Linked DNA regions of Mus musculus: region 2 is linked to region 1. A link is a loop called in an ENCODE intact Hi-C map of the cell type or tissue named here. Cell type or tissue: heart. All regions are shown on one strand. Links, peaks and the distances in the headings refer to the core of each region. The heading gives the core; the rest is flanking DNA.

The links. Hi-C counts contacts between places; a loop is a spot of excess contacts. Peaks named below come from ENCODE experiments on the same cell type or tissue, not always from the same donor. Only the 100,000 strongest peaks of a DNase experiment are listed, where the experiment ranks them.
Region 2: a loop joins it to region 1, with 11 times the contacts of the local background. A loop is called at or near these places in 8 of 42 quality-filtered maps.

What each region holds. Positions count from the first base shown.
Region 1 is chr1:94,071,592-94,087,874 of GRCm38, forward strand. No RefSeq gene overlaps it. Among named protein-coding and RNA genes, the nearest start is that of Pdcd1, 27 kb to the left of the region's middle. In heart, for the core only: a CTCF peak has its summit at 7,702 (motif pointing left); a DNase peak (open chromatin) is centred at 7,690; H3K4me3 peaks cover 805 bases; H3K27me3 peaks cover 972 bases.
Region 2 is chr1:93,909,331-93,925,613 of GRCm38, forward strand. Gal3st2b (galactose-3-O-sulfotransferase 2B) reads left to right here and starts at 9,107. Exons shown (of 4, transcript NM_001205249.1): 1 at 9,107-9,126. The coding sequence starts at 9,107. It also overlaps the pseudogene Gm18666. In heart, for the core only: no CTCF peak of the experiment used is centred there; no DNase peak of the experiment used is centred there.

The DNA.
Region 1 (16,283 bases), core at 4,412-12,411:
GGAGTCCATCAGCCCTTGGAGTTCTCCTACCTTTGTCACTAAAAAGAAATCTGGAAAATTGAGGATGTTAACAGATCTGAGAACAATCAATAAAATTATTCAGCCAAGGGATTCTTTATTGCCTTCCTTGTTACTGAAGGCATTGCTTATTATAATGATTGGTTTAAAATACTGTTTTTTCAAAATAATTTAGAAATAGTTTGTAAGACATTTCCTCAATCCATAATTTACCGTTATATGGGTGATATTTTGCTGGCTAATTTGATTGTGCTTCATTTGTATTCCCATAATAGCAATGCCTACTAATAAGTTACTAATAATATATGTAATTATAAATTCAGCCTCTTCAGAACTTAAAGCAGCTACCCATTGAAATCCTGAATATGTATCTATGGTATGGTGCACATACTTTAATTTTACAAACAGTATGAGATGAAACACATCAAGTTGCCAGATTTTATTTCTTTTTGGTGAAGTAAAGAGAAATTTGCCTTGTTGGGATTACAAATTGCTCCTGATAAAATACAAAGAAAAGATTAAATTAATTATCTAGGATAGAAGCTACGCCTACAAAAGATTAGCCCATAGAAGGTACAAATCAGGAGAGAACAATTTAGATCTTTTAATGATTTTCAAAAAGTGTTGGGAGATAATTGGATTAACTACTCAAGAGATAAGTAATTTATTTCAAACCATACAAGGTGATATAGACCTAAATAGTCAAAGAAAATCATCAGCTGAGGCTGAAAAAGAGTTGGATCTGGTTGAAATTACGAGATGCACACATTGACTGTTTGGATCTAAAGAAGGCTTGTATTTTAGTTGTTTTGCTATCTACTCACTTTCCTACAGGAATTCTTACCCAGAGAAAAGATAATATCACAGAATGGGTATTTTTAGCACACGAACAGAGTAAAAAAGTTGAAGACCTACATAGAAAAGTTTTCTGAATTTATTCTGAAAGGAAAATGAGACTTCATCAATTAGCAGGAGTAAACCCAGCAGGAATTATAGTACCTTTTACTAATGCTGAAGTTGCCTCATTATGGGCAGAAAATAAACATTGGCAAAGATCTTGAAGTAAATTTTTTTGAGAGAAATTAACAACAAATATCCACTAAGCAAGTTACTTTGGTTTATAAAAATAATTAATTGGATTCTCCCTCATATAGTAAAAAAATACACTAATTTGGGAGCCCCTACAGTCTATACTGATGCAGATAAATCAGGAAAGGCAGGTTATAAGTCTGAAAAATTAGTAAGGTGTCTCAGAGCTCTTATGATTCAGTTTAAATATCAGAGCTCTATGCCATTCTTATGGTAGATTTTCCAGAATCTCTTACTGTAGATACTGACTCTCACTATGCAGAAAGAGATGTTTTACACATAGAAACTACTGAACTTATTCAGGATAGTTCAGAATCAACCTTACTATTTATTCAACTACACCAAGTAGTCAGAAATTGGAATCATCTGTTGTATATAACACATATCAGATCTCATATGGGTCTACCAGGCTCTCTGACACAAGGCAATGATAAAATTTATCAGCTACTAATAGGAAATGTGCTGGAAGTTTCAGAATTTCATAAAAGAAGTCATATTAATAGCAAAGGTTTGAAGAAAGATTTTTCTATCATTGGCAACAAGTCAAGGAAATGATAAGCAAATGACCTACTCTTTATCCTGTTCACTGTATAACCAAACTCCATTACTTGCAGGGAGTAACCCAAAAGGCACCCAAAGAAATAAAATCTGGCAACTTGATGTGTTTCATCTCATACTGTTTGTAAAATTAAAGTATGTGCACCATACCATAGATACATATTCAGGATTTCAATGGGTAGCTGCTTTAAGTTCTGAAGAGGCTGATTTTATAATTACATATATTATTAGTAACTTATTAGTAGGCATTGCTATTATGGGAATACAAATTAAGGACAAATTAAGACTGACAATGTTCCAGACTATGTCAATAATAAAATTAAAATCTTTTTTGCATATTGTAATATATAGCTTATTACAGGAATACTACACAATCTTACAGGATAAGAAGTTGTAGAGCGATGTAATCATACATTAAAAGAGATGCTTAATAAACAGAAAGGGGGTAACTAAGACTTTTAGGGATAGATTACATAGTGTTTTGTTAACTTTAAAATTTTTAAATGCCAATGAGCAAAACCCAACAGCTACCGAATGAAAGGCAGGAAATGTGAGGGAGAGGTTTTTGCCTTTGTTTAAACATGAGAAGAAAAGCTATGGATTCCACCAAAATTGACAAAGATTAGATTAGACTGGGGGATACCTCTTTAAAATCTTGGCAGCAGACATGAAGGACGAAACCAAGAAATACAACAAAAGAGGTAAAATATATGCTTATCCCTCTGCATGAAAACAGCTCTGAGACTGGCTAAGACATGAACATCTCCAGCCAAGACATCAGCTATGCATAGACAATAGCTTTTGTTGGTACAGAGTCCTCAGGACTTATCATGCCATCCATTCAAATGGCATGGATGTAAATTTATATTACAGTTTGGATACATAGCCCATATGGACTTACAAAGTTTGATGCCTTTCTCCTGCTCAAACATAGAGAATCATTGTTAAGTGAATTGCACACACCTCACATTCCATGTATATTACCTTTAAAAGTTTATATATTTGCAGACTCACAGGACCAGACCCCAAAGAAGACAAGTAGCCTAGGTGATCCAGCCTCACAGACTGCCCCTACCGTGTGCGCTAATAAACAGTTTCATCTGTTCAGGTCAGATTCAGATCTCCTACCATCTGTCTCTTTATGTTGCCTCAGAAAGCTAACATCTGGTGCCAAAACCCAGGAGGACATCTGGAGTCCACAGACGGCTTTGAGCTTCTGCTGGATCTCCCCTGTTCTCATCTACTCTCTGGCCCTGGGCTGAGTAGGCCTGGCAAGTCCATTTGTCTCCCCAAGGGAGCCATTTCTTTCACCCTTTGTCTCTGCTCTTTCTCCTCACACTTTTGTTTTTGTTATGGTCTGACACCCCCCCCCCCCCAATCTCTCACCCCCAGTAGCTGTGGCCGTTTTGTCCATGCCAGCCAGCTATTTCATATCGTTGCTGTAACGTGCTTGCCAGTCACTGACACAGAGAAGTGACTTGGCTCAAGGATGTACTGACCACATAACCTGTTTTGTTCTGTACGCTCTGAATGTTCTGTATGAGGTTTGCTAATCTTAAGAAATTCCACAAAGCTTTACGCAGGACCCATCAAATCAAACGTCAATATGAACTGTTATGTCTAAAACGGCTTGGGTCAGACCACCGGGCAACCTTTCCTGTGCCTACGTCTGAGCTCACTGTGGTTTTTGTGGTTGACACTGAAAAATGCTACTAATAAGCCAAAAAATATGATTATAATATGCATGTTCTGTTATCTCAATGTTCTGAAATTCTTCTGTTCACCACCCAACCACCACCACTCTTACCTTACTCAGAACCAATCAGCTTAAAGGTTAACTGATAATATTTCACCCAGTAAACCAACTTCTCCCCTCTTTACCCTTTAAACTTTTGAGCTTTTCTCATATAAAATGCCTACACTGAGAGCAGACTAGTACCATCGCCAGGCTCCTGCAGTCCCTTCTGTGGTCCTAGATGCCCAGCACTATGGTGTGCATTCAATAAAGTATTCTTGCTTAACTGAGATCAGGGTTTGTTTGGTTTGAGGGGTGACTCCCTGAACCCCAACAGTTTTTTTTTCTGTTGAGTCTGATGTCCAGACAAGAGGCTGCTCTCTCCATTTGACGAGACCAAACATCCAATAGCAGACACATGCTGAGGGCAAGGTAACTCATGGGATCTAACTCAGAGGCATCCTGATTTGGTCTTAGGGGACTCATGAGAACCCCTCTCAGTCTAGTCTTGAGATTCATTCAGTTGAGAGTTCCAAGAACTCTCCACAGCTGGGTCTGACCCCAGTTTTTAACTTAGTTCCACATCTGCTGTGGGTTCCAAATTATCAACACCGAAGGACACATCCTTAGCCTGTCTCGGGCTAATCTTAAAGAGTTCTATTTGGAAGACCTCAGATTGACCACACTTACTTAACTTAGGTCCAAATCTGGCTTCAACATATATTAACTGTTTTCACTTCATTGGACAATGGCCACTGCTGGCTCAAATTTGAACGTCAGATATCAATATCTAAATTAATTTAGATAACTTGGTAAGATGCAATGGAGAATTGCTCAGGACCCTCCCCTCATACTCCACCCCCCATTCCCAGTCTTCTCAATTCTCCTTATCCCTACCAGTCGGTTCCTGCTCACAACCTGGCCAAGAGCCTGGGTTTTTTTTTTTTTTTTCTTTTTTCTTTTTTTCTTTTCTCTGTATGTAGCCCTGGCTGTTCTGGAACCCAATCTGTAGATCAGGCTGGCCTAGGACTCACAGAGACCCACCTGCCTCTGCCTCCTGAGTGCTGCCTCCTGAGTAAAGGTGTGTACTACCACCTCCCAAGAGCCTGACCTTAATCAACTCTTGTCTCCCTTCTCCTAAGGGACTTACCAAACCCCGAGTAAATGAGTCATGAAGTTTTGCTAGCTGTAGAATAAGGTCCCAACTAGTTTAGGGAAGGATTCTTATTCTGATTAGGAATTAAGGTTAGGAACAGAGTTTGGTTTAGAGTTAGGAGTTAAGGCTTAGATCAGGGTTAAGGTCAGGGTCAGGGTGAGGGTTAGAGGGTTAGGGTTTGCTGTATAAACGTTTCCTTCAAGACTGGAACATTCCATCCTTCAGGGATGCTCCTTAACCAGGAAGTAAACAACTCAAAATAGCTTCAGGAATTCCCTGAAACCAACCAGATTCACTAGGATACTCCCTGATAGAGTAAACAAGTCAAGTTGCATAGAAGATTCTGAGACTCAATCAGCTGCCTGGAAGAGGTTTAGACCAATAACTGAGTCAATTGGAAAGGATGCTCTTCAATCTGTTGAGCTGCCCGCAGGCTGTGTAGTTGCTCCAGGTTTTGTGAGCCTTCACCTGCTTTGGGGTGGTCTTTGGTGATGCATCTGACTTTGAGTTATTTCTGCTCCTGTAAGTGACCCTTCACCCATATTCCTGTAAGCAACCCCAATAAAATTCATTAGTTTTCCAAATTGGACTATGGTGGTATCTGTACTCTGGTCTGTTGTGGGCTCCCAATCTGGGTGAGTGTTGGGCCTTATTTGGCCAGATACTGAGGCCTAGTGAGCCTTTGCACGAGTTTAGAGACCTGTCCTGACTTCTGTACTGGAGTGACTCAGCACAACCTGCCTTTGCCTAGCTACTGCTGATGTAGAATAACTTTACTGACCCTGACAGTCACCTCATACCCTCATCATCTCACCTCATCAAAGATCCCCACCTCCTTTCTTAACTCTATATAAACAAAAGACTGATACAATAAAATGAGTTCCTGCTTTGACACTCCCTGCCCATGTGTTTGTTTTGAGCCTTACCATCCTGCTCAGCCCCAGAGAGACTCTACTGGACCCGGTTCTCTCCTCTCGCCTGAACCTGCCAGCAGAGAGTCGACAAACTGGGACCCCGTGTGAGGATCAAACTCATGACCTTCAGATTATGAGACATGTTAGTAGACATGTATATTAGTTAGAGTTCTCTAGAGTCACAGTGTCTTGCATCAGCAAGATCCGGATCATAGGTGTGCCCTCTGTTTCTGAATTGTAGTTCATTCTAAATATAGTCAAGTTAACAACAGAGAATAGCCATCACGTGTGTGTATAGCATCTCTCCAGAAAAAGCTTGTCACAACATAATTGGCATCTGAACAGAAACATAAGAGAACCCAAGGTAAGTTTGGAGTAGTGAGTGCATGGTCCTGGCTATTGATAGAAGACATTCCCTGATCATCCTCGTTTTTTCGTATAGGACCATTGTTAATACTCACATCCAGCACCTGCATCCAGTGTGTGGATGTGAGTATGAACAATGGCCCTATATGAAAAAACGAGGATGATCAGAGAATGTTCAGTGCCTGAACTTCTGGAACTGGGAAAGGCTTTAAAACAAGCAATGGAAGAGCCTGTTGCAGCCTGCCTTGTGAGGGTGTGGGACATGAGAGCAGATGGGACCCATCTTACTGCTGTGAAGAGAGGGAAATAGCAGTGTAACTTCCCATCTCATCTTAAGGCAAAGGCTTCGAAACCCAAGAGGCTGGGAGAGAAATCCGGTCCTAATAGACTGGCTTCTCAAAGCCCTTAGGAACACTTGGTTATCTCTGTCTGAAGTCCCTGTAGATGTCCATGAACTGAAAACAACATAGGACAGGTGCTACGGAGGGAACCAGGAGCAAGAGAAGCTATGCATAGACTGTAGTTCTCTGGGCTAGACAGAACTATGCTCACAGGAGAATTAAGGAGAAAGCTGATCTAATAGGGACCTCCAGATGGGTATGGGACTTAGTGGCTTTGCTGAGCCCCAGGAGGGATTTTTTTGTTTTGTTTTTTTTGTTTTTGTTTGTTTTATGAAAAGAGACTTGGCAGACTGTAGTAGTGATCTAGACTGTCATGGGAATTGTGTTCACACCATGCCAAAATGCATGGAGGAGGTGGGTGAGTAAATAGACGGTAGAGTCTATCTGGGTCACCTGGAAGCAAACGTGGCTAGATTTGTTTTGAGCTGTTGGTGTACCTGTTCTCAAACCCCAAAAGACCACCAAGGAGTCGACTCTGATGCAATCGCACTAGGGTCTTTTACTCAAGCAGGACAGGAAGGTGGAGCCTTGAGCCTAGTTTTAGGTAAGCATTTTATAGAGGCAAGCAAACAAGCAAGAAGGTTCCTAGCCTGGGACACATTTGATTGATGGGGCGAGGGGAGCTTTATGGCCTTTAACATAATTGGCTGGGGCTGGGAGCCAAACCACAAGCTTAACTTCTGTTTTTCTCCTGACTGGTGGTTGTTAGCCAGGGGAAGGCTTGTACCCTGGAGGAGTAGATTTGTTGGGAAGTAACCTAGAAGCTCTTGCTAGTTGCAGGCTTGTTAGCTAACTCGAGTTCAACTATAAGTCAAGTTCTCTAAGATGGAGTCTGGACCCAAAAGCTCTGGTCTCTCAGGAGTTCCTAGGGTGAATATTGATAGAGAAATAATTCATGTGAGCTAGTTAATGATAACCATGCCAATTAAGCCAATTAAAATGCATGAGTCCTTTTGTATTGATGGCCAGACCAGGAAAGAATGGACTTATGCATCTGAAAAGTCTCTGGGTGTTCAAGCTCAAGGGTACAGTGTTTTAAAGACAAACCCTTAATGTTTGGGTGTGGGAGGATTATATCAGTGGGCGATTTAGAGTTGTCTAGTAATGTCTGCTCTCTTTGTAAGGCTCAGTGGTATCTCTCAGACACTTCATTATATGTTTGAACTATGGTCCATGGACAGTCCCTGAAGCATTGCCCAGGTGAAGGTGGCTATTGGGGCCTGGGTGGCAGGGGTGGGGGTGGGGTGTGTGTGAGACTTCAGGAGCCTATTTGGGATTTGATATGACTGGAAATTTCTGGTCCAGGAGAGGAAAGGAGCCTTTTTTTTTTTTTTTTTAAATTAACTTTTACATTTTAAAAACACAAATCAAGACACACAGCGTACAGACGGTGCCACCCAGTGGCAGAAACCGGAGAAACCGGCAGACTCTCCAGAGACGAAAAGACTAACCAAACAGAGCGAGCAATGGCTTGTAGAGGCTCCCACCTAGTGGCAGAACACGGAAAAAGCGGGGACTCTCAGAGTCCCAGGTTAGGGTTATGCTTTTTAGAGGGCTGAGGTAACCTTTGGGCTATGGTTTAAAAGGTTAGGATTGGGGTTATGGTTTGTATTAGAGGGTTAGGGTTAGGTAGATTTGTGTTTAGTGTTAGGGATAGATGCTTAGGAGAGTTAATGCTAGTATTTAGGGTTTCTGTGTAGGTTGGATCTTGAGTTAAGGTTAGGGTTAGGGTTTCAAAGGTCATAAAGAAAATCTCTAGTCAACACTGCCCAACGCTATGACTATTTATGAATAGTGTATAAACCTGTGTTTAGTGGTGCACCTAAGCAGGAAAGGTGTAGAAACTTATTTCCAGGGTGTTTACGCTGGAACTATAGTGGAATTTTTAGGAGAATCACTGTATGTAGTGTAAACAGAATCAATGGTTTCCTAGAAGGACTTAGACCTTTAAGAAATCTTTGTGCAAAACAGTGGTTGTTTTCTATGATTATTTATAGAGTTGGGTTTTTTTTTTTCTTTGAAGGATCTTTACAGCCTTTGCATGATTTTGGCCACAAGACAATCCTGGCACACCTAGAGCATCTTGCATTATTAGATACTGTACCAATAAGGACTAAAGTTGTAGCAGCGCGATGTTTTCCTTCCAAAACATTAGAGCAGGGGCTTTGGGTATGAGGAACTTGTTTTACTCAAAGAACAGCTTTAGTGTAACAATGAATAAATAATGCCTTTGCTCTGCTGTTTGAGATCTAGTCCACAGAGGCTGATCTCCTTGCTGCCAGGAGCCCTTAATTCATTCTTAAGTGTCCCTCTTTGAACGCCCGAGCAACTCAGAACACCGAAATGGAGTAGTGCAGAAACCCCTCTTCCAGGACATAGCTAATCAGGTAGAGTACAAACTGCTATGCTCAAGTTCTCAGTCAACAGGAAAAGCGCTAACACCTGAGCACAGGCAAAGGCAAGAGCTATGTCCAGGGACTCCGCTACTTTGTAAAACTGCCACAGTTACCCATGAAGAGCACAGCTGTAATCTCAGCTATCTGAAGGTTGATGCAGGAGGATTTTTGTGAGGGTCAGATGAGTCTGTTTACATAAGTGTCGCCCAGAGGAGCGAAATGGTTAGGGCTAGGTGACAGGCTTGAATACTCTGGTTTTCACCTAGCCTGACGCGCGCATGCATTCTGGGTAATGTAGCCCATTCTCCCTAACTGAGGAGCCTGTGCACCCTAGTATATTCAGGATTTTACGGTGTTTATGTGTTCACAGCCTCAAGGAGGCTTCAATGTAGTCACCACCGGCATTGGGCAGTGTGGCCTCTGGCATCTCGCGACTCTGGACTCCGCAGTAATTCTGTGCTAGAAACCAGGACGGTTTCAAGCCCTAGCTTACGCCTCGGATCCTGTTTGTGCTCTCGGCCAGCGTCGTGTGACCAGGGGCACAGGCGAGGACTGAACCCAGCTGGTCTTGTTCCCTGCACTCTCCAGTTCCTTATTGTTATAGTTAGCTTCCCGGCGACCACAGGCACCTTTAGGCTTTCACTTGCTCCAGGAATTGTCCAAACCCTACGGAAGACAGCTGGGCATTGTAGTTCAAAGTTTCCAGAAGGCGGTGCTTGTGGACCCTAACCATTCTGGGATTGTAGTCTAAATTTCTGACGTTGGCACCTGTGGAGAAACTTTTTTTGGGTTTATGGTCCATTATTTCTCCACGGTCATCATCACGGAGGCTCCTGAGAGCTTTTAAGGCTCTGTAGATGGATGAATGGAGCCGACAGCCCCCGATCTCCGAGCCTTGAAAGCAGAGTGCACTTGGGAAAGAACAAGCCTGTAGAGATTAGAGACAGTGCCCAGCGTCATTGGGCTTGGAGGATGGCCGGAAAGACCTAGCTGGGAGCAGCTTAGGGGCCTGTGGGCAAAGCCTGTAATTTTGGAGCCCCAAGGGCCACGTGATGACATAAGGCGCACTGGCAGGGGTCCCTTGAACGGGAGGAGAGGCGGGGCTGATAGCATGAAGGCGGGAACATAGGATGGGCGGACCTCCACGCCTGGAGGCTGAGGCTAGGGCGGTAAGGTTTACCAAAGCATGTCTTAAAGGATTCAGGATGCTATGGCTGAAAGTGAACTAGCTGCTGCATGATACTACACCTGCAGGGTCAGGGTCAGGGTCAGGGTTTGACTGTTGCAAATATGGCAGGTTCAAGGTCAAGTCAATGTCACAGTCGGAATATTCTGCGATCTTAGCTGCCCCAGCTAGCACAAAACATCGGTTGTCCACAACCCACACTACTGTTCTCTGCACTGTGGGAAAACTGTTAATTAAAGTCTAAGTCCACCTTGACGGGATAGCCTTTGGACTAAGTGCAATATGGGAGACTCTCTTCACTAGGGAATTTTCTCCTTCTCTGACCTTATCTGGGGAGTTCTAAGCCCCCCATACACTCCTCTTCCTGAGGAATGTCACATAACCTCAATTAGATTATAGGACCAATCTACTTTCTTCCGACAAACACTTGTTCAGCCAGCACCTGAGATTTCTGAAATGCTTCCTCATGCTAACGAGGCACTCCAGGTGGCCTACAGCCAATGACCTTTGCCTATCCTGGATATCCCTGTCCTCAGTGCCCTCAAACTTTATGAGCCTTCAATCACCCTGGGTGAAGTTCATCTGCCTTCGGGTCCTGGTGTGGTTTATTCGCCATATGTACTCACAGGGCTTCATTGAATCGACCGACAATCCAGGAGAGCAGAGAGACCCACACTGCTCTCTGTTCCTCTCTGCTCACCTCCACAGCTTCTTCAATTCTCCTCTGACTTCAAGGCCCACAGAGACCATGGGGTTCAGCCATCACAAATGCATTCCTCAGCTGTTTGTTCTTCGTGTCTTGTGTGTTAGTATTTGTCCTCACGTGGGAAAAAGGTCATTTGCTGATATAGTCACATACTGGGGATCCTGGGTAGTGAAGAGCCCAGTAATTCCAGGCACTGGTCTGCTACCCCCATCTTACTGCATGCCCTTAAGCCCTGCATTCTTGTCAGCTGCAATAAATCCACCTGGCTGGCATGAGCCTCGTAAAGGCTGAGATAAGACTACTGCCTAAGAATAGACTTGAGTGGGCTAGAGAGTTGGCTCAGTGGTTAAGAGCACTGACTGCTCTTCCGATGGTCCTGAGTTCAAATCCCAGCAACCACATGGTGGCTCATAACCATCTGTAATGAGATCTGATGCCCTCTTCTGGGGTATCTGAAGACAGCTACAGTGTACTCACATATATATAACAAATAAATAAATCTTAAAAAAAAAAAAAAAGAGAATAGCCTTGAGCTTGCACCAACATCCTCTATCTGCCACACCCTGGGCTGCAGAACTAACCCCCAACTTACAAATTCCTTCTTTGCTATCCCCTGGGCATCTGCTTGTGGGTTTATGCTTCAAGAGGAGGCTGCTCTCGACCTTTCAAGGTGGTTGTGTCAGCTCCTGAGACTGAGGCTACCCTGACAGGTTAGAAGCGTTTTCCCATGGTGAATAAAGTTGCTTTTGGTTTATTTCTGACTTTGGTAGTCCTTTCCTCATTATTTGCCTGCCCTGTCACCCCAACAGGTAGCATGTCTTTCCAGATATTGTGGGCTAGTACCAAGGAACAGGGATGAGCTATTAGACAGGTCGGGGTGGTACTCTGAATGGGAGGAGGATGGAGAGGGATTCTGGGGACCAGACAGGACAGGAGCCACACGAAGCCGAGAGGCCCACAGAAAGGACAGCTGGATCTGCCATGAGATTCAGTGGCATCTCAAGGCAGTAAGGGCTGAGAGGGAGGACAGTCCCCTGCAAGTTGTCTGATACGGAGCTTGGGATCCGACTGGGCAATTTGCAGTGGAGGATTGGAAGGAGAGTAACAATCACTTGCCTTACAGAGGATTCAGGTTTGATTCCCAGTATCCACATGATGGCTCACAACTGTCTATAATTCCAGTTTCAGGGGTCTAATGTCTTCTGGCCTCTGTGGGCACTTCATGAACATGGTACACAGACATACATGCAGGAAAGCCCCAGTGTCCACATAAAATTATGAGTAAATAAAATGCTAAAAAGATTTTAATCAAATAATCATCCTTGCAACTTAAACTACTACCAGGAAGACTTGTGGGGAAAGCATTTCCCTGGCAGCCTTGGTAGAGTAGGTTTACAAATAGTTACTAGGTTGCCAAAGGCAGCTTTACTGCCACCCCTACCCCCCTTTCTTATTTTCTCTCCCTCTGTCATTCTTCATTTTGTAGATGATGAGAAATTCAATTCATTAAAACCTGTGTGCATCATTATTGTTTTGATTCTAATTTTGACCAAAGGGAACATCTTCAAATTGGTGTCATGTTGGTTTTGACTAGATTAGGTTTGCACATTGCATTTCATTTCAACTCTAAGAGGATTTGATTTAGATTTGCCCTTTAAATCACCTAGACATATTTAATCATGTATATTCACTAAAAACTAAAGGCGATGGGTTTATTAGTCAGAATGTCAGTAGAAATACTATTCTCCAAATAGAGCATACTGGTCTAACATGCATGGATCGTGTCTATTCTTATTACTTACATCTGTTACTGATTTACCTTTTCCCATACACATCTTCTACATAAATCAGGGTTCATGAATCACTGAAGAATGATACCCCTGGACTCAAACCATATGTAAAAGCAAAGAATGTTTTATTCTTCAGAAGTCCCGCATGCTGGGGTCTACTATTTACCAAGATGGAGATGCCCAGGTAAGCTCACAGGCCCAATTTGAAGTACATTAGGGGAATTCCAGGGAGAATAGGTGACCTTAGTTTAATTAGTTGGCTCTGCCTCTAGGAACATTTCAGAATCATTCTGGGGGGCTGGAAACTGTTGGCGAGGCTTCTGATGGTGAGGCAGTTTCTAATTGGCTGCCTAAGACCTGGTTTCCAGTAACTGACTTGCCTGGTCTTGCCCAGTTCCAGGAAACAGAAATTTAGGTCTAGTCTCTTGACTCCTGTCATGGAGTCTGACTGTCTCAGTTGTCTCAAATTGGTCTATTCAGTATCTTTAGGATAAATAATATATTTAATATTTAATACTGTAATACTTCTTGTTAAATTAAGTATTTCCTTATTGACTTTCTTTTTCTTTTCTTTCTTGTTTTATTTATTTATTTGAATCAGGGTCTCATTATGTACCCCTGGCTGGCATGGAACTTGCTATGCAGATAAGGCTGGCCTTGAAATTTGAGAATTACTTGCCTCTACCTCTCAAGTGTTGGGCTGAAAGGTATGCACTACCCTGGTAAATTAGGTTTTTAAAAGAATGCTTTATGAGGAAGTACCTTGTGGAATTTTAATTTGGGTGAAGTTTTATGTGCTTTCAAAATTCTGAATCCAGCTAGAGGTTAAAAAAAAAAATCGAAATTCCATAAAGTCTTTGTGTGAACAATTTGATATTGTTCAGAAATGCTGAGCATTTTCCTGGTGAAAGAATAATTTAAAGTACATATAATGCCAAATGCTTTCTTTTATATACCCATCTTAATGAAGCCATTGCTTCCTTATAGTCTTTTTTCAAAATATTTTTTAATGTCACTAATTATTTCCCTTTGAAATGTAGAAAATGTATCTCCTAAACTTAATGAAAATAAATGAAAATTTGGAAGTCTTTTAGCTTATGGTTGTTTAAGTCATAAAGCAATATATAAATAAAATGTGCAGTTACCCTGCTTGTTAAGTCTAATTTTCTACAATAACCTGGTGGTCATTTGCTACAATAGCCATGCAGGGATGGCATAGGAATGGTAAAGATATTTTATTTCTGCTCTGAGCTTTTTCCTGACAAAGCCTATTATTGCATCAGAAAAGTTATTTGGCTAATAATTTACTAAAAAATATTGACCAGAAATATAGAAATGTGAAATGTATTCCTTGTCAACTGAACATGTGTATACACACAGCGAGGTTCACTACATACAAAACAAGACAAAACATTTACAATTCTACATTTCTATGAATCTTTGATAATAGATCTAATCTTAAAGACTGTCTATGATATTCACACTGGACTCGTTAAGCTACAGCTCTGTCAACCTTAACTTCTAGAGTATCTGGGATTAGAGGTGTGCCTTACCATGACTTGACTCCAAAATTCATCATTTGAATTATTTATATTGAACCAGGAGGAGTGTAGTACTAAATATTTAAAATCCTGAGCCCGGGGCTTCTACCCTGCCTTGATCATTGAATTCTCAGATGAAAGACACACACAGCTTTTACATATTTAATATGCCTTAAGCAGCACAATAGCTGTGGAGCTGCCTACCTTCCATGCTGTTAGAATATATTTTCCTATTGATAACCTCTAGTTATTACTAACTATTTGCTATGCTGGGCAGCCCTCAGGGCCACATTTTTTATTGATCAACTAACTCATGGTGGCCCTCCTTTCTCTTCTTCTGCATGTTCTTCTTCTTCTTCTTCCTCTTCTCTGATCCCAGGCTCTCAAAACCTAAAACCCGCCTCTGTCTCTTCTGCCCAGCTATTGGCTGTTGGCATCTTAGTTTACCAATCATAATGAAATTGGAGGCAGGGTCACAAGTGCTAAGTGCAGACCCCGGGCCTTTGGAAAATCAGATGGATGGTGCTTTGCTGAACTCGGCATGAATGTAGAGAGATGGGATGGAAAGGGATATAGAAATAGTTGTTTTTTTTTTCCCTTCCACTTTTTCCCCTTCCACTTTTAAAATGCACTGGTGCAAGCTCACAACCCCCTTGTGGTAGAGGCCACAGGAGAAATAGACCCAACTGAGAGACACTGCTGTTTCTGTATCTCTGAGTACCACCCCTCCAATCCCACTCTTTATCCCTTAGGCTTTCCCACATCTGCCCGTTTCCTAAGACATCCTCAGGCTTATTTTCTAAGACTTGTAAAAGATTCACTACATTTGTGACTGCAGGTGCTAGTTCTGCCTTCAAAGAAATGATTGCCCCCCCCCCCCCAGTTTAAAGAAGCAGTGAATCTTATAAACATTCAGGAAAATATTCCTCAAAACATTCTGGCTTGGACACCCGTTGTCTGCTGGGTTAGTGTGTGGAAGGCGCTAGAGAGCACCAAGCATAATTTATGTGGTTGAAATGATTCATGTGACTCTTCAGTTATATCAACTGTTCTTGAATGTGTTCACCCACTTCCTCAATCTATACAGCCAATTTGGGAGAAGAACAGTGTTTCTGCCTCCTCCAAGAAATTCCTCGAATTCCTTACAGGACAGTCTTAAGAGAACTTGATTTGCTCCCTAGAAGACATTTCTTACAGGCTCAGAAGTAAAAGTTTCAAGAAGATAATCACAATTTCCTTATCTCTTTCACCTTTAAAATCTAGTTTGCAGCTCTTTAGGAGATAAAAACACAATTATCTACAGGCAATGTGACTCAAGCATGCTTTTTAATAATGAGGTAACAAGACAGAGATTCTGTAAGTAACAAGGAGGTTCTGAGGCTGGGGCTGTTGCTTATGGAAGAGTACCAAAACTGCTACAGATGGACCTCACTCGGGTCCTCGATCCACAGGCGAAACTCGGGTTCCAGTAGTTACAGGTGAGCAAGGAGTTGGCACGGATGACAAACAGACAGGGACACAGAGAGTGTGTGTATCTGAATGTATTTTTGTCAAAGTGAGTGTCAGTCTTTTATATTACAGGAAACAAAGATATTAAGTGATACATTAAGGCCATTCAAGGTACATTGAAGTTATCTGATGCAAAATTACTTTTACAACAAAACAGAAGAATGCATACTAAAAGCTAACAGGAACCAACTGGGATAAATTCAATGTTAACAACTGGGATCAAAAGCAGCCGCACCTAAGGTCAGCTTAACCTTAGAAGCCAGGGGCTAGGGCTTTATGCCCTTGCCATAGTTCCAATTCTAGTCCACCTTCCCCCTCAGCCATTGTAAATTCCTGTGTATGGAAGCGACTCAGCTATCTAGAGTTCTAAGTATTTACTCTAGTTCCTTCTTAGACCACAACTTTCCTAGGTCATTGTAAATTCCTGCATATGGGAGTAACTTGGCTTCTCTTTTAAGTATCTGTAAGGAATCTCCATTTGTCAGAAGAACTCACCAAATTTCTTCTAATATGCAATGTAGTCTGCCATATTATGGCCAATGTAGTCTGACTGTAATGAAGATTCTAAGTATACTTTGCTAAGCTTTCCCTGAGATTTCTAACTCTATGTAGTAGATAGTAATGCCTGATTTCTTTCACTATCTCTCTTACAATACTAGAGGCAATTCTGAATGTCACTGAATAGGCAACATTCTTACTGAATTCCAAGCCCAGGGTTGGCTCAAGGACTACCTAGGGCATTGGTGAAGGCCAGGAAGAAAAGTCCAATTTTGCTTAGGTATTTGGCAAGTCATTGCTTGGAGACACCTATAATAAAACAATACCAAGGGAAAGCACACAGATCAATTCACAAGGACATTATTGGAGCATTAGTTACACAAGATGCCACGGTTCCAGGAGACTAAGTTTCCGTGAACT
Region 2 (16,283 bases), core at 4,506-12,505, 160 kb before region 1:
TGTTCTAGCTTCAGTCTGAGGCTGCTGAACCTATTGTAATGGTTCTGGCTCTAAGAGCTTCAGGGACACGTGGAGTTCACAGAGGAGCCACCAGGGGGCACTTTTCTCAGGCAGTGATGCTCTCCTTGTACCTGACTTTCAGAAATTGGAAAATGAGGAAGGTTAGCTAAGGCCAACTTGGTGTGGAGTTGCACCCGCCAGCTCACCTCCAGGACCCTTGAATCCCCTTCCCTGAGCCCCGTCTCTTACTGATGTGATAAAATGCTGGCAGAAGTAGCTAGAAGGAAGAAAGGTTTGCTTTGACTCACTCCAAGGCTGGGACAGTATGTTTGCAACAGAGGGAGGGAGCTGGTTACCTGTGTCAGGAGGCAGAAAGAGATCAGTTATGGCTCAGGCCATTTTAGTCAAGCTGGGGCCTGTTGATGTCTACTTTTAAGGTAAGTTTTTCTACTTTAGTTAAATAATTCTGGAAACACCCACATAGACACCACAGGACTAGGGCTGTAGGTTTGATGGTCTCTTCACAGTTAATGATTCCTATTGTGTCCCTTTATTGTATTTATTTATTTTAATTATTGTGGAGGTGTAGGTACACATTTATATGCATGCTTGTAAAAATCAGAGATCAACCTTGGGCATTGTCCCCCTTTGTTTGAGAGAGGGCTTTTTATTGTCCTGGTAATCTTTGATTAGACTAAGCTAAAAGGTAAGTGAGGCCCAGGAAACCACCTATCTTCATTTCCTTTATGCAGGAATTCAGGGTGTGCACACTGTGCCTGGCTCTTCTCTTCTCTTCTCTTCTCTTCTCTTCTCTTCTCTTCTCTTCTCTTCTCTTCTCTTCTCTTCTCTTCTCTTCTCTTCTCTTCTCTCCTCTCCTCTCCTCTCCTCTCCTCTCCTCTCCTCTCCTCTCCTCTCCTCTCCTCTCCTCTCCTCTCCCCTCCCCTCCCCTCCCCTCCCCTCCCCTCCCCTCCCCTCCCCTCCCCTCCCCTGCCCTCCCCTCCCCTCCCCTCCCTCCCCTCCCCTCCCCTCCCCTTCCCTTCCCTTCCCTTCCCTCTCCACTCCTCCCCTCCTCTCCCTTCTCCTCTCCTCACTTTGCTTTGCTATTTTTTGCTTTCTTTACTTTCTCCTCCTCTTCCTCCTCCTCCTCCTTCTTCATCTTCTTCTTTTGTTTGTATATAGTTTTACCTGTATGTATCTCTGTACACCATGTGTATGCAATGCCTGTGGATCCTAGAAGGAGTCAGATTTTCTGGGACTATGGCTACAGGGAGTTATGGGCCACCATTGTGTATAGGAAAGCCTTGCTGTCTTTAACACTTGCATTCAGTCTGTAGTAGGATGAACTTGTATGATTGTTCTGGAAGAAGCCATAATGTTGTATTAAGGAATGGGACAGTGCCCCTCAGTGAGTTATTTATACACCTTTAACCTTTTGAATGTTTAAACAGTCAGTTCTTGTGATAGAAATTGCCTCCTTTAGCATGTAATAGCCATGTCTGAGCTGATCATCCACACAGTGTTCTTTCCCTGGGATTCTGGAGTCTGTAAGAAGAGACAAGCCATCTCTTAGAGCCCACAGCTATCTTGCTGTGCCAGCCCTTCCCTCATCAGGCTGTTGGGATGTATGGAACTGGAACCAGGCATGGGGCTAAGTGAGCAGGGTGGGGCTTCCTGCAGAGAGTCACCTTTTTCTATTTCTCTGTCAGCAGAAAACTTATATTTAACCCATGTGAAATTTAGCGAGCCTGAATGCTTCCTGTTCTGTAGGTCACGTCATGCACCCGGGAAGAGCTGTCTTAGTTGTATGACCGGGAGGAAAGTGGTTCTAACTGTGGATGCTGGCAGTCCAGACTGTGGCTCACAGTGCCTCTCCTGCTTCCTTTCAGATAGTCCATTCTATGTCCTGGTTGAGACCTCAGGCTCCAGTGCAGGACATGATGCTGAGAAGCTGACGAACGTCCTGGAGCAGGTGCTGAACTCTGGCCTGGTGACAGATGGCACTATGGCCACCGACCAGAGGAAAGTCCAGGTACTGTAACCTTCCTTTTCCCTGCCTTCCCTCCTGTTCACATAGCCGGGGCCTAGTCTGTCCTGCAGAGATGGGGTAGATGGCCAAGACACCTCGGGTTCCATGGCATGGATAGAAACATCTTTTTTTCTTAAAAAATATTTATTTATTTTAAAGGATATTTTTATTAAGGATTTATTTTATTTATAAAAGTACACTGTAGCAATCTTCAGATACACCGGAAGAAGGCATCAGATCCCATTACAGATGATTGTGAGCCACCATGTAGTTGCTGGGAATTGAACACAGGACCTCTAGACGAGCAGTCAGTGCTCTTAACCACTGAGCCATCTCTCCAGCCCCCATTAGAGGAACTTCTTTGGAGTGAAAAATGTATTCTTGGTATCTAGATCGTTTTCACTAATACTAAAGAATTTCCCCCACACATCTCCCCTCTCCTGGGCTCCATGGCTGACCATGTGCTCTCTATAATAAGTTGGCCACAGCTCTCCACAGACTTGTCCAAAGGAGAAGTTCAGGAGAAGACGGTGTCTGAGGGACAGCCCTGACTGTGTTGCAGGGAAGCTGTCTGGGTTCCTGGGGGACATAGGAACAGGAGGCATTTCTGTTTGGGAGCTGTTCTTCACCTAATCTGGGAGTTTTATTTCCTGGTGTCTGGCCCTGGTCCTGCTGTCTGCAGTAGGATGAGCTGCCAGCAGAGGGCAGAGAGGCTGCAGGGAGCTGCCAGGGTTGATCCTTGGAGAGAAAAGGAAGGAGACTGTGGAGTGTGAAAAACATTGAATCATTGAGCTGTGTCCTATGTAGTCAACCTGTTATATATTCTATCCAGTTTATTAAATCATTTTCCTTATCGTTAAGGTTGGTTGGCCTTTGGGGTTTGTTGTTCTTGTTTTTCTGGTTGGTTGGTTCTTTTTTTTGTTGTTTTCTTTTTTTTTTTTTTTCTTGTCTTTCTTTCTTTCTTTCTTTCTTTTTCTTTTCTTTTCTTTTCTTTTTTTTTTTTTTGAGACAAGGTTTCTCTGTGTAGCCCTAGCTGTCCTGGAAGTCACTATGTAGACCAGGCTGACTCAAACTTGGAGATCCACCTGCCTCTGTGAGTGCTGGGATTAAAAATGTACCCCTCCCATCTCCCAAACCCTCAGCCTGGCCAGATTTTTTTCTGAGATATGTTTGTGTATAGCCACAGCTGGCATTGAACTTACTGCATAGTTCAGGGTGTCCGTGAACTTCTGATCTCCATCCTCCACTCCATGCATGCTTAGATGTGCTTGCATGCCTGGCTCATGTGGTCCTGGGGATCCTAAGGCTTTATGGTGCTGGCTGAGAACTGTACAAGCTGAGCTCTAAAGCAGCCCTAGAGTCCGTGCCCACTGAAGTGGTACCTGTTACTAACTGCAGCCCTTACTTCATAGCGAAGGTGTTCAGGGGAGTGGGGTAGCCCTTGTGGCCTGTTGATCCCATGAGGAAGCCTTTATGCCACAGACTGAGTTTGGAGCTTGCAGTGATGAAGATGGTCCTCTCCACCTGCTTTTGTCCTCAGCTTCCTTCTTTCATCGTGATCTGACAGTTTTATGCTTGGTGGTGACTCCGCAGCTACTCCTGATGGCAAAGGCGCTCAGTCTGAGTCTTCCAGGTCCTTGTCATGCCTCTGATGGCTCCCTCTGGGGTTTCCTGGAAATGATCTGGGGGAGGCTGGAGTGTCCCAGCATCCCACTGTACACTTGGCTGGTGCTGGGCTTGGATTTGGGTTAAGAAACTCACTTTTTTGGAGCTGAAGCTCAATGAGATCACAGGGCCTGCTCCTTGAACACCTTTGTCTGGTGCAAGGCTGGTTCTGATGTTTCTGCTGACTTCTCATGTTAAATGGAGTACTGGGAATGCTGGGTAGTCCTTGCCCCAGAAAGGTTCTCTTCTGCTTTCATGCCACATGTATATATGCGTGCACACACGCACGTGCGCGCACGCACGCACGCACGCACACACACACACACACACACACACACACACACACACAGAGTTAATATAGACTCTACCTGTGAGAGAAAATATGATCCTTTTTACTTGTTGTTTTGAGACAGGGTTTTCTGTGCAGCCCTGGATGTCCTGGAACTCCCTCTGTAAACCAAGCCTCCCTTGAACTGAGAGAGATCTGCCTGTCTCTGCCTCTCCAGTGTTGGAATTAAAGGGGTGCATTACCACCAGCCACTACCATGTTGCAGTACTCTTTCTTTTCTTTTCTTTTCTCTTTCCTTTCTTTTCTTTTCTTTTCTTTTCTTTTCTTTTCTTTTCTTTTCTTTTCTTTTCTTTTCTTTTCTTTTCTTTTCTTTTCTTTTCTTTTCTTTTCTTTTCTTTTCTTTGAGACAGGGTTTCTCTGTATAGCCCTATCTGTCCTGGAACTCACTTTGTAGACCAGGCTGGACTCGAACTCAGAAATGCACCTGCCTCTGCCTCCCAAGTGCTGAGATTAAAGGTGTGCGCCCCCCCCCTCGCCCCGCTAGTCTATCTTTTCAAAGTCTGTCCTAGCATTATCACAGAGCTGGTCCTTCCGGGAGCCCAGTTGACCTTTATACTTCCAGACCCCCTGCCCACCTCTGTCTCTTCCAGAGACCTGGATGAAAGCAGCACTATTTCAGTGACCCCAGCACAAGTGCCCTGTTGTGGTGTGCTCTGACTATGTCTTCATGATCTTAGATGCTATGGGCCTTGCGGGAGAGGATCACAGAGGCACTCAGCTGAGATGGCTATGTGTTCAAGTATGACTTATCTCTCCCTGTGGAGCGGCTCTACGACCTTGTGATCGACCTACGCACCCGCCTTGGCCCCCGTGCCAAGCACGTGGTGGGATATGGACACCTGGGTGAGCCAGCACATTACCCTGCCCCTGTGGGTGGCACAGCTCCACTGTGGTGAACTGAACTAATTTAAACACATTAAAGACAGCATCGGAGTCATTCAAATATATTGCTGTCACATGAAAGAGAGAAAGCTTAACTTGCCCTTGAATTAATTCAACCAAGAACAAGCTAAAGTTTGAATTCCTATGTCTGCCATGTGTCTGCCCATGCCTGCCTGATAACTTTGATTTTGCTGTTTAGCTATTCGTCCCTAACAAAGAAATTTATATTTACTGAACAGGCCAGGAGAGGTCACATGAGGAAGGGATGAGGGATAATTTATAGAAATCTTTAACAGAATTTTGTGGAAACTAATGAGTATGTTGTGGGAAGAAGGCAGAGGAAGGATAGCCCATGTCTGGCCAGAGTTTCTCCTGTGCTCTGAGCAGGCAGATGGGGGAGGGCTGTCAGACACTTTCCACTCGGCCCAGGTTTGCATCTAAGCCACTGACCCCACTCGATGGGGGTGTGGGGTGGGTGATGGACAAGGGGCAGTCCCCGACTGAGGGCCCTGGGGGGACACCCTGTAGTCCCGGGGTTATGGGATAGAGGGCTGAGGGAGAGACTTTCCCATGCAGGTGAGAATAAGTACAGTGGGCCTTGATGAATAGAGACATTCTGTGATTTTAGAGCTGTATTGTAGAAAGGCAGGGGGAAAGGGAAAAGATGGAGAATGAGAGAGAGAGAGAGAGACAGAGAGAGAAGAGGAGAGAGAGAATGAGGAGAGTGAGAGGAGAGAATAAGAATGAGAGGAGAGGAGAGAGTGAGGAGACAAGAGTAAGAGGAGAGAGTGAGGTGAGTAAGAGAGCGAGGTGAGGCCAAGCAGCCCTTCTTATGGTAGGCTGTTATCTTTACTGTTGCTAGGTAACTGGGGAGGAGTTTAGCCTGAAGCTCAGAAGCTTGGGATGTTGTCTACATGACTACTAGCCACACACTTCTCCTGTGGTGGCTTTGGGGTGGGGGCAGTAACTTAAACAGGAGCCAGAGTTCCCGGAGATATGAGGGAACTCCTTTCACCCCATGTAGGTGGATTATCACCACTGGGTCCCGGGGTTCAGACTCAATTCAAATGAAGACCAGACTGTCTGTGTATAGCCCAGTGCCCCACAGAATTTCACAAGTGATTGGATTATTTACCCCAGCTTAACCCTACTGGCCCCAAACCACTCAGTTCGTAAGCAAACAGAACTGTAAATATACACTATCAAGTTTTATTGATTTCAACATTTATGGCAGATATTTGTTATTCAAGGTCATTTTTCTTTTCTTTTTTCTTTTCTTTTTTTTTTTTTCTCGAGACAGGGTTTCTTTGTATAACCCTGGCTGTCCTGGAACTCACTTTGTAGACCAGGCTAGCCTCGAACTCAGAAATCTGCCTGCCTCATCCTCGAGAGTGCTGGGATTAAAGGCACGTGCCACCAAGCCCTGCGCTCAAGGTTGTTTTTCAACCTGTTTGCTATTTTTTAGCAAATGATTACCATCACATACACAGAGATAAGTACTGCCCTCTGGGTCAGGGGCATGGAAGAGTAACAACTTTATACCCATGCATTAGCTTAGGTTGTAAAAGCTGATTACTCATGGAAAGTCAAGGTTAGTTGTTTTCTTCAAGATGGGTTGAATAAACAGGCTTGAGTACTTTAGCAGCATATCAGGTCAGTTATGTCGTCTTATATGAACTTGGCTGTGAGGTCCAGCAAAAGTGCCATTTTCTTAGACTCCAAGAGATATTTTCTTAAAACCCTGTCTCTATAGTGACCTCCGTATCTGAGCTTGTCATTTGAGTTCTGTGGCTGAGACAGTATCATTGGACTCTAGTCCAGGCTGGTCTGGAATCCACGCTGTAGACCAGACTGGTTTCAAACTCACAGAGATCCTCCTGCCTCTGCCTCCTGAGTGCTGGGATTAAAGACGTGCACTGCTGCACTCTGTCATTTCAAGTATTGTTTGAAAAGCCTTTTGCTGTGCAGGAACGGTTCTCACCAGCCTGTGTCTTTAGACTTTAGGGTTCCCAGAGGGAGTTCCCAGTCATTTTGGGGAGGACTAAAAAGTGGCTCACGTGCCCAGATTCCTGTAAGATGGGGCCCAGCAGCTGCCATTCATAGCCTTGGAGGGTTGAAGGGATGGGCCAAGGGTGGTGGCTTAGAACCAGGATGCATGGGGTGCAGATACCTGACTGGGGGTTGGGGCAGTGATGTCTGAGGAGGACTCTTTGGGCAGATCTGAGGCCTGCTCAGCCTAACTGTTCCCTTGTTCCCCAGGGGATGGCAACCTTCACCTGAACGTGACAGCAGAGGCCTTTAGCCGGGAGTTGCTCGGTGCCTTGGAACCTTATGTGTATGCCTGGACAGCGGAGCAGCGGGGCAGTGTCAGTGCGGAGCACGGCCTGGGCTTCAAGAAGAAGGATGTACTTGGCTATAGCAAGCCACCTGTGGCCGTGACGCTTATGCAACAGCTCAAGGCCATGCTGGACCCCGAAGGCATCCTGAACCCCTATAAGACTCTACCTGCCCAGGCCTAAATGGAGCTTTTCAGCTTGTGCAAGATGCTAGGACCTAGGCGAAGGAAGGTTTGGTGGGCCTGGAGGCCTCCCAGCTGATGTCATCCACAATAGACCAGGTTACTGACTCTCACTGTTAGCCAGGAGCCAGCTCTGAGCACCCTCTGGACAAGGTTGCCTCTCTGTGGGGGCGAACAGATCAGATAGAGCTGCCAGGCCCTTCTTTTGTGTCCTGTGGACAGAATAAGTGGGTGGGCAATTGCCCTACTCCCAAACAGGCCAGATCTCACCAGCTCTAGGGTGGGTGGCCTGTGGAGACCTGCTTTGTTGCATCTCTATAGCGTGTAATTTTAAAAGATCCCTACTTGCCTGGTGACTCGCGAGGCTGCCACCAGTCTCTCACTCTCACTCAGCTTCGCTAATGGCCAGTTGGCCATTTTCCCCTGGAGCTGTGATTGCTCCCCCATCCCCTCATGGCTAGCTTTGTCAAACTGTCGCCAACAACTGCCCCAATGGATAGAAAACACCAGTTTTATTATCTTAAAACTAGACAGATAACTCAATGGCTGGGTGAAGAATTTCCTGCCCCAATCTTATCAACTAGCTCCCTCAATCTTGCCTGGCCTTCTGCCCACAGCAGAAGCTATAAACTCTGTGAGCCCCAAGACCTACATGTCTACAGCATCCTACTCGCTCCAAAGCCTGGTTCAAATTCTGCTTTCTTCTTTCTTTCTTCTGCCTGGGACCTACAACTTCAATCTTTTTCCCTTCACCCAACAATTAGCTTCTGCCTCCTTTATTGACACAATCAAGAATCAATTAGGGAACCAATACCTCTCACTCCACATCTCTGGGAAGAGAACCATGTGATCTCTTGGATGGATCTTACTGGACAGTTTGCCCTGTGGCATGTATTCTCTGAGGGCTGCAGCAGAGTTGTCTAGCCCCAGATTAGTTACCACAGTGACAGAGAATGCCAGAACTCATTCCCAAGGGCCTGAGTGGGGTTTGCTGTCATATCAAGCAGGCCTTGAATTGGTAACTGTGGTCCACCTGGCTAGGACATTCCCTCAGGTTTTGTTTGTTTTAAGACAGGTTCTCTCTACGTAATTCTTACTGTTCTGGAACTTATGATGTAGACCAGATAGACCTTTAACTCACAGAGCTCCTCCATGCCTCTGCCTTTACTTCTGCCCCCTGAGCAATGTGATTAAAGGCAAGTGCCACTACACCCAGCTTACCTTGTTCTTAAAGACCTGTCTGGTTCTAAGAAGATATGGAGGGCTATGATTGCCTGCAGAGCCTGACCTTTCTGGGTATGGGACAGTTCCCTAACTGAATCAATAGAAGCGACTTTCAGTCATGTGGTCTACACACTGTTCTCTATCATTTGGCTTGTCTCATGACCTGGCAGTCTGGAAGGCTGAATACACCTACCGTATTTTTTCCTGCTATCAGTTTCTGGAAAAAAATTGAACTACAACCTGCTGCTGCTGCTAGAAAATGATTCACATAAAGTTAATTGTAAAGTTGTGGCTCATTACATCTCTCCACACATTTAGTGTGCTCTGAATTCCCAATGTGTCTTCACACATGGATTAGAAAGTTAGTGTTAGGAATGTGAGCAAGCAAAGAGTGAGAGGCTGTAGCTCCTGCCTGTAGTGTGCTACAGATAGGTTACAGCGAATGTGGGGATCCCAACACAGGTACGTGTGGAGCCCTTCCTGCCAGGACCAGCCTTCCTCTTTCTCCTCTGAGCATTGTTCTGTGAAGCTCACAGGGTATGTGGTAAGCGAAGGGGCTGCCATTTGCTCTTGATGAGCTATGTGAAGCCCCCTTTGATTCATCCATCCCAGGGGAAGGGTCTCTTCTTAGGTCGCCTCTAGCTTTTCTTTTGTGTTTTGAAGAGAGTGCATTTTGAAGTTAGAGCCTGTGAAATAGAGCATGGTTGGTATAGCAGCGTGTAGCTGTAAAACAAACCATCTAATGTTACCACTGACCAGTGGAGTAGTGAGTTTCACCCATGCAGAAAACCTAGTTAGAAACAGATGGGAAAATGGACTTGCTAACTGACCAATGAGATTCCTCCAGGCTCCTCAGGCCTCTGACACAGCCATCTCCTTAATGCCTGTAGTCTCTCACACCTCAACACAGAAGAGTAAGCCTATAGTCAGATGTCTCTCCCACAGGGTGGTGTGTGTGAGCTGGGTGTGGTGATGCTGGTTTGTAATCTAGCATTTGGGAGGCAGAGACAGGCAGATCTCTGATATAGAGAGTTCCAAGCCAGTCAGGGCTCCATAGTGAGATCCTGTCTTAAAAAGCTAGAACAGGTGACCATGAGGACTCTACTCCCATCCCACACAGACGGGAAGTCTCCAGTGTGCAAGCTGGGAGAGGGTATTGTGTTTGGATTAGAAGTTTAGGATTCCACTGCCAGATATCTAAACCATTGCAATATGAGACATCGTTACCTAACCAGGACGGTGGGAGGAGTATACCGAGGATCAACAGCTTCTCTGTGATGTGAGCAAGCATGGCCTGGAGTCTCAGCCCTAGGGAGGTGGCTTGGGCATGTGCAGACCCTGCCCAGGACGACAAGGGGCTATGTGGTCTTCCATAGCAGCATGCTTCACAGAAAGAGGACAGCTGTCATACGAGATGATTAGGAGACAGTGCTTTGTATGGTTGCAGACATGGACACCTTACTGGTCCAGGTTATGCTCTCCTGGTCCATCACACTACCCACTGGTAACCACTGTGAACCAGCTCCTGCCCCTGGATATAGGTGATGTAGAAGACACTGCTGGGTACGTTGGTTGCAACTGCCCATTGCTGCCCATCTAGAATCTCAAAGCCTGGATGGGTAGGTGACCCATAGGCATTAGAAGAGGACCCCTTGCCCCAGAGGGTCTATGGGAGCAGGGGGCAAGCTCAGTTGGAGTGGAGCTGCTGTGTTGAGGTCACTGACCTGTGCTCTGGTGTGCTCCTTCATGGTAGAATATCCAAGCTCTGAACCTGGTGTCATTTTTTTCCTTAATAAATGTACGAATAGCCTAAGGTAACTATTTTTTTCCTCAGCATGGCCCTTATCACTGGTTAGGGCCGGGTCTGCCCCTGAAAAGTGCTTGACATTTCCTGTCCCAGGTCTGAGGACAGACTGGGACATGTCCTGCATAGACTCACAGCTGGGTAATGGGATAGTCATGGCCATTATTATTCATGAATCACTTCCTGTCTATAGAACACACACAGACGTGCAAGAGTACATAAGTGCATACACACACACACACACACACGTACACCTACCAGAAGTTACAGCTCTTCTTTGTGGGATTTTTTTAAGATTTATTTTTTTTATGTATATGAGTACACTCTAGCTATACAGATGGTTGTGAGCCATCATGTGGTTGCTGGGAATTGAACTCAGAACTTATGCTTGCTCCGGCCCCAATCAGATTGATTTATTTTTAGATGTATTTTTAGATGTAAGCACACTGTGGCTATCCTTAGACACACAAGAAGAGGTCATCAGATCTCATTACAGAGGTTGTGAGCCACTATGTGGTTGCTGGTATTTGAACTCAGGACCTTCAGAAGAGCAGTCAGTGCTCTTACCCGCTGAGCCATCTCACCAGCCCCTCTTTTGTGGTTTGGTGGGAAGCAGGGTAGGTTGTTCCCAGTACCTGGGCATATTGTTTCTGCAGCTGGAGTGGAACTTGTCAGGCTGGGGCTATGTCTTTATGGGTAGGGGGTAATGCCCAGTAAAACCTGTCTCAATTTCTCTTGATGGGAGGCATCTTCCTGACTAGTTTGAGATTAGCTGCAGGGTTTCTAGAACAGTGCTTGTCAGGGTAGTAGAGAAGAAGGGGCTCTGAGTCTTGGACAGTGTTCAGAAGAGGCTTGACTGTGGCCTGTGCTGGGTGATGGCCTGCCTGGGTGCATATAGTCCAGCCCATGATGTTCTTTTTTTTTTTTTTTTTTTTTTTTGGTTTTTCGAGACAGGGTTTCTCTGTGTAGCCCTGGCTGTCCTGGCACTCACTCTGTAGACCAGGCTGGCCTCGAACTCAGAAATCCGCCTGCCTCTGCCTCCCGGGTGCTGGGATTAAGCCCATGATGTTCTTATCTACAGGACTGCAGTAGTCTTTCCGTGTTGGTCATCATCCAGCTGTTATTTAGACAGGTGTGCCTTGGGACAGTTGCCCTGGGAAGTTGGACTCCTATTTATCTATAGAATGGGTGGCTGTTGGGCCCTGCCTTAGTGTTCAGGCAGTGTAGTTGTGAGAGCTACATTTTTGGTTATGTGGCCCGTGGGTCTTTGGGACAGTGGGAGTGAGTGCAGTGTGAGTCTTTAGGATACATTCCAGGTGACTCATGGGATGTGTACCGTGCATTTAACTTGGATGGGAATATTTGCCTCCAACTCTGGAAAAAGGAAAACCCATTAGCATCCAGATAGGTCCTCCTGTTGGTTCTCATTGAACCCTGAGCTAAAAGGGGTGCATAAGAGGGATCCCCTGGACTGGAGCCCTCCCTACTGCAGGTCACTCCAGCCTGGCCCCTGGCTGCCCTTGCCTTCTGCTTAACAGGTAGTCTCCTGGTCCTCAACCCCTGGCCTGGGTTCTGAAACCCAGAAATCAAGAATTGATCCTTTGTTCTCTGGTCACATCTGCCTGGCCTCGATGCTGGCTGGTCAGGCAGCACCAACTAGAAAAGCAAACTAGTGTTTGATCAGCCTTGGTAGCACACTTTTCCTGCTAGCTGTGTTCTGGCTGAGGGGGGCCACTTTCTTTTTTCCTTCCTTCCTTCCATCCTTTCTGTCTGTCTGTCTGTCTGTCTGTCTGTCTGTCTGTCTGTCTGTCTCTTTCTCTCTTTTTTTTGGGGGGGGGGTGGTTTCGAGACAGGGTTTCTCTGTATAGCCCTGGCTGTCCTGGAACTTACTTTGTAGACCAGGCTGGCCTCGAATTCAGAAATCCGCCTGCCTCTGCCTCCTGAGTGCTGGGATTAAAGTCATGGGTCACCATGCCCCGCTGATCTTTCTTTCTTATTATATATTTTCTTCATTTACATTTCAAATGCTATCCTGAAAGTCCCCTATACCCTCCTCCACCCACCCTGATTCCAAACCCACCCACTCCTGCTTCTTGGCCCTGGCATTCCCCTGTATTGGGGTATATGATTCTTCACAAGACCAGGGGACTCTCCTCCCATTGATGGCCAACTGGGCCATCCTCTGCTACATATGCAACTAGAGACACAGCTCTGGGGGGTACTGGTTAGTTCATATTGTTGTTCCTCCTATAGGGTTGTAGACCCCTTTAGCTCCTTGGGTACTTTCTCTGGCTCCTTCATTAGGGGCCCTGTTTTCCATGCAATAGATGACTGTGAGCATCCACTTCTGCATTTGCCAGGCACTGGCATAGCCTCACAAGAGATAGCTATATCAGGGTCATGTCTGCAAAATCTTTCTGGCATATGCAATAATAGTGTCTGGGTTTCGTGGTTGTATATGGAATGGATCCCCAGGGTGGGGCAGTCTCTGGATGGTCCTTCCTTCTATCTCAGCTCCGAACTTAGTCTCTATAACTCCTTCCATGGTTTTTTGTTCTCCATTCTAAGAAGAAATGAAGTATCCACACTTTGGTCTTCCTTCTTGAGTTTCATGTGTTTTGCAAATTGTATCTTGGGTATTCTAAGTTTCTGGGCTAATATCCGCTTGTCAGTGAGTGCATATCATGGGAGGCTCCACTTTCTACATCACATTGGCAGGGCTGGTCTGAGAGAAGGCGGAACCCTAGGTAGATGGAACTGTCCTTATGCAATGCATGGGACAGCAAGACCAGTTGGGGATTGCTGTGTCTTCTGGGCAGGATCATGCTCCACTAGAGAGGAGTGTTTGGTGCTGTAAGCTGCCATATGGTTGCTGGGAATTGAACTTTGAGTCTTTGAAACCTTAGGGAGGGGCTAGAACCCACAATCTCTTTGTCTCAGGCAGCCTCTAGGTAGAGCCCCTTGGTCATGACAGACTGCCCCTTCTGTTTGGCTGGCCACTCCTTCCAGATCCTCATTCTGGAGGAGCCTGTGGCTAGGGGCCACTGCTCAGCGCCATATCACACTGTCCTGTCTGTTCCCAGTGGCACGAAAGTAGATGGTGTCTTCTTCCTGTTTAGACCCTGTAAACCACAGAGAATCCACGGAACTAGGGCCACAGTCTGGAAGAAGGGTGCAAGTTTGGGGACCTGACTATATGTGTCCTGGGCAATCTGCTGCCTTCTGGGCCACTGCCCTTATGGAGCAGCTAAAGTATCATCAGATTTTTTTTTTTTTGGGTGGGGGGTGGGCACAGAAGATCCACTCTGACCCTGTGTGTCTCTGAACATGTGGAGCCTGGGCAGGAGGATCTGTGAGAGTCTCTCATGAAGAGAAGCAGCCCTTCCCATGTTCTGAGTGGAATGTGGGGGAGGTGAGCCACAGGGTGGAGAACAGCCTGGTACTGCTTATCCATCAGATCACCTGCTGTTAGCCTGGAGAGCTACTTGGCAGACCCCTTGCACTTCCTCTAAGTTCTGAGATGCGTGCTGGCCTTAGGGAATCATGCCCAGCACCTGATCCCAGTGAAGAAAGTTGTTGAAAGGACTGAGGTGAGGCCTCCCCACTACCTTCTTCTCTTTTAAGTCAGGAACCACAGAACTTTTAATGTTTAATAATTAGGAGACAGTTTGCCAGGATGTGAGGACTCTAAAACTCACGTGAAGAACTGGGAGGGGAAGGGGAACACTTTGTAAACCTAACGATATCAGCTGTGGTGAGAGCACATGCTTTATAAAACCTAAGTACTTTCAAGTCCCTGTTCCAGTATCACTGTTGATGGGCAGGGGAGGCTCACGCCTTCAATCCCAGCGCTTGGGAGGCAGTGGCAGGTGGATCTCTGAGTTCAAGACCAGCCTGGTCTACAGAACATGTTCCAGGATAGCCAGGGCTGTCAGAGAAGCCCTGTTTTGCGAAAAAAACAAAAAAACAAAAAAACAAAAAAACAAAAAAACAAAAAACAAAAAACAAAAAACCAAACAAATGAAACAACAACAACAACAACAACAAACCCAAATAAATCCTGTGTCCACATAGTAATTAGATGAATGAAGCAGTTTGGCTGTTTCCCGGCTTGGGTAAATGGCATTTTGGATTTCAGTGTAAGTTATCGGCAGCTCTCACCGCTTATGTGTGGCAGCTGTCTTTTTTATGACTTCAAGTTCCATCACAGTGTGGGCCTGAAGTCAGTGTTCTTTTTAATCCACAGTGTCAATATGATTACTCATTTGGTATCTGTTCTAGTTGGGAAATGGTTGAAACTCTGCCACACCACCTCCAATAGGATCTGTGTGACAAGTTCCCCAGACTGAAGCGATCGACCTTAAAACTGGAAGCTCTCCTGGAACCGGTTGTGGGACTCTTTGCTGTTGAAAAATTATTGAACCGTAGTTCTCATGGCAATCTATCTGTTTTGTTTTCTCTTATTCCTTTTCTTACTTACGTGTTCCTGGGTATCCTAGGCCAGATTCTTAAGCGAGAATAGTGGGTACGAAACTATCCCTTGAGATGGGGTCACTAGCATGACCTTATCCCAGGGGAAATCAATGCTTTGCTTTTTAAATCATTTACAAAACTGTTGTGATAAACAAAAAACTTTCCCAACAATGAAATTTCATATAGCTACACATGTGTCATCAGCAGTTGGTTTTGGTATATGGTAAAGAAAGCCTTAATTAGAAAGAACTAAAATAGTTAAAATGTATGCATCAAACATTTATTAAAAAATCAGGCATTAGATGTTAAATAAAAAATGAACATATGGGGTTAGAGAGTTAGCCCGGCGGTTAAGAGCAGTGACCATAAGGATTTATTAACCTGCTCTTGGAAATATGCCACTAGCCTTGGATGTCTGCCTCACTGAATAAATCCTTTTAGAATTGTTATATTTGGATGCTTTATATTAATAATGATCTTACCTGTTCTGCTTGTGATTCACTGAATACATAGTTTCAGAGTTGTAACATTTGGATGATTTTTGTGCTTTACTCTGCCAAATGACTTTTGTTGGTATTTGTGATTATTTTGCTGGATACAGTTTTTAAGAGTTGTAATTTTTTTTAATGTATAAAATCCCCTGCTTGAGAGCTGCAGAATACACTCAGATTCAAACTGCTTCTGTGTTTGTTTCTGTTTGTCCCAGCCAAATTCTTACCCACCTCACCTAGCTTTAAGGACCCTCATTCCAGGGACCCCGATACCTGACTGGGGTGCTCTGTGACAAAACTTGTCTTGTACCTGCTGTAAGTGTGTCTCCACCACCAAGGTGATTTTCTATATGGACTTGGGATCCATTGTGGCCAGGTCACTTGTTGCCCTGATTAGTGGTGATATCTCTATTTATCTATTTTTTCTTAGTCCGTGTTCTATTACTATGAAATGATGCCATGAACACAGCAACTCTTTTGTTTTTTTTAAGATTTATTTATTATTTTATATATAAGTACACTGTTGCTGTCTTCAGACACACCAGAAGAGGGCGTCAGATCTCATCATGGGTGTTTGGGAGCCACCATGTGGTTGCTGGGATTTGGACCTTCAGAAGAGCAGTCAGTGCTCTTACTTGCTGAGCCAACCTGCCAGCCCCACAGCAACTCTGATAAAGGAAAATATTAACAAGGTCTGGCTTACAGATTCAGAGGCTTAGTCTGTTATCCTCATAAGAGAGAAGCATGAGCCGGGTGTGGTGGCGCACGCCTTTAATCCTAGCACTTGGGAGGCAGAGGCAGGCAGATTTCTGAGTTCGAGGCCAGCCTGGTCTACAGAGTGAGTTCCAGGA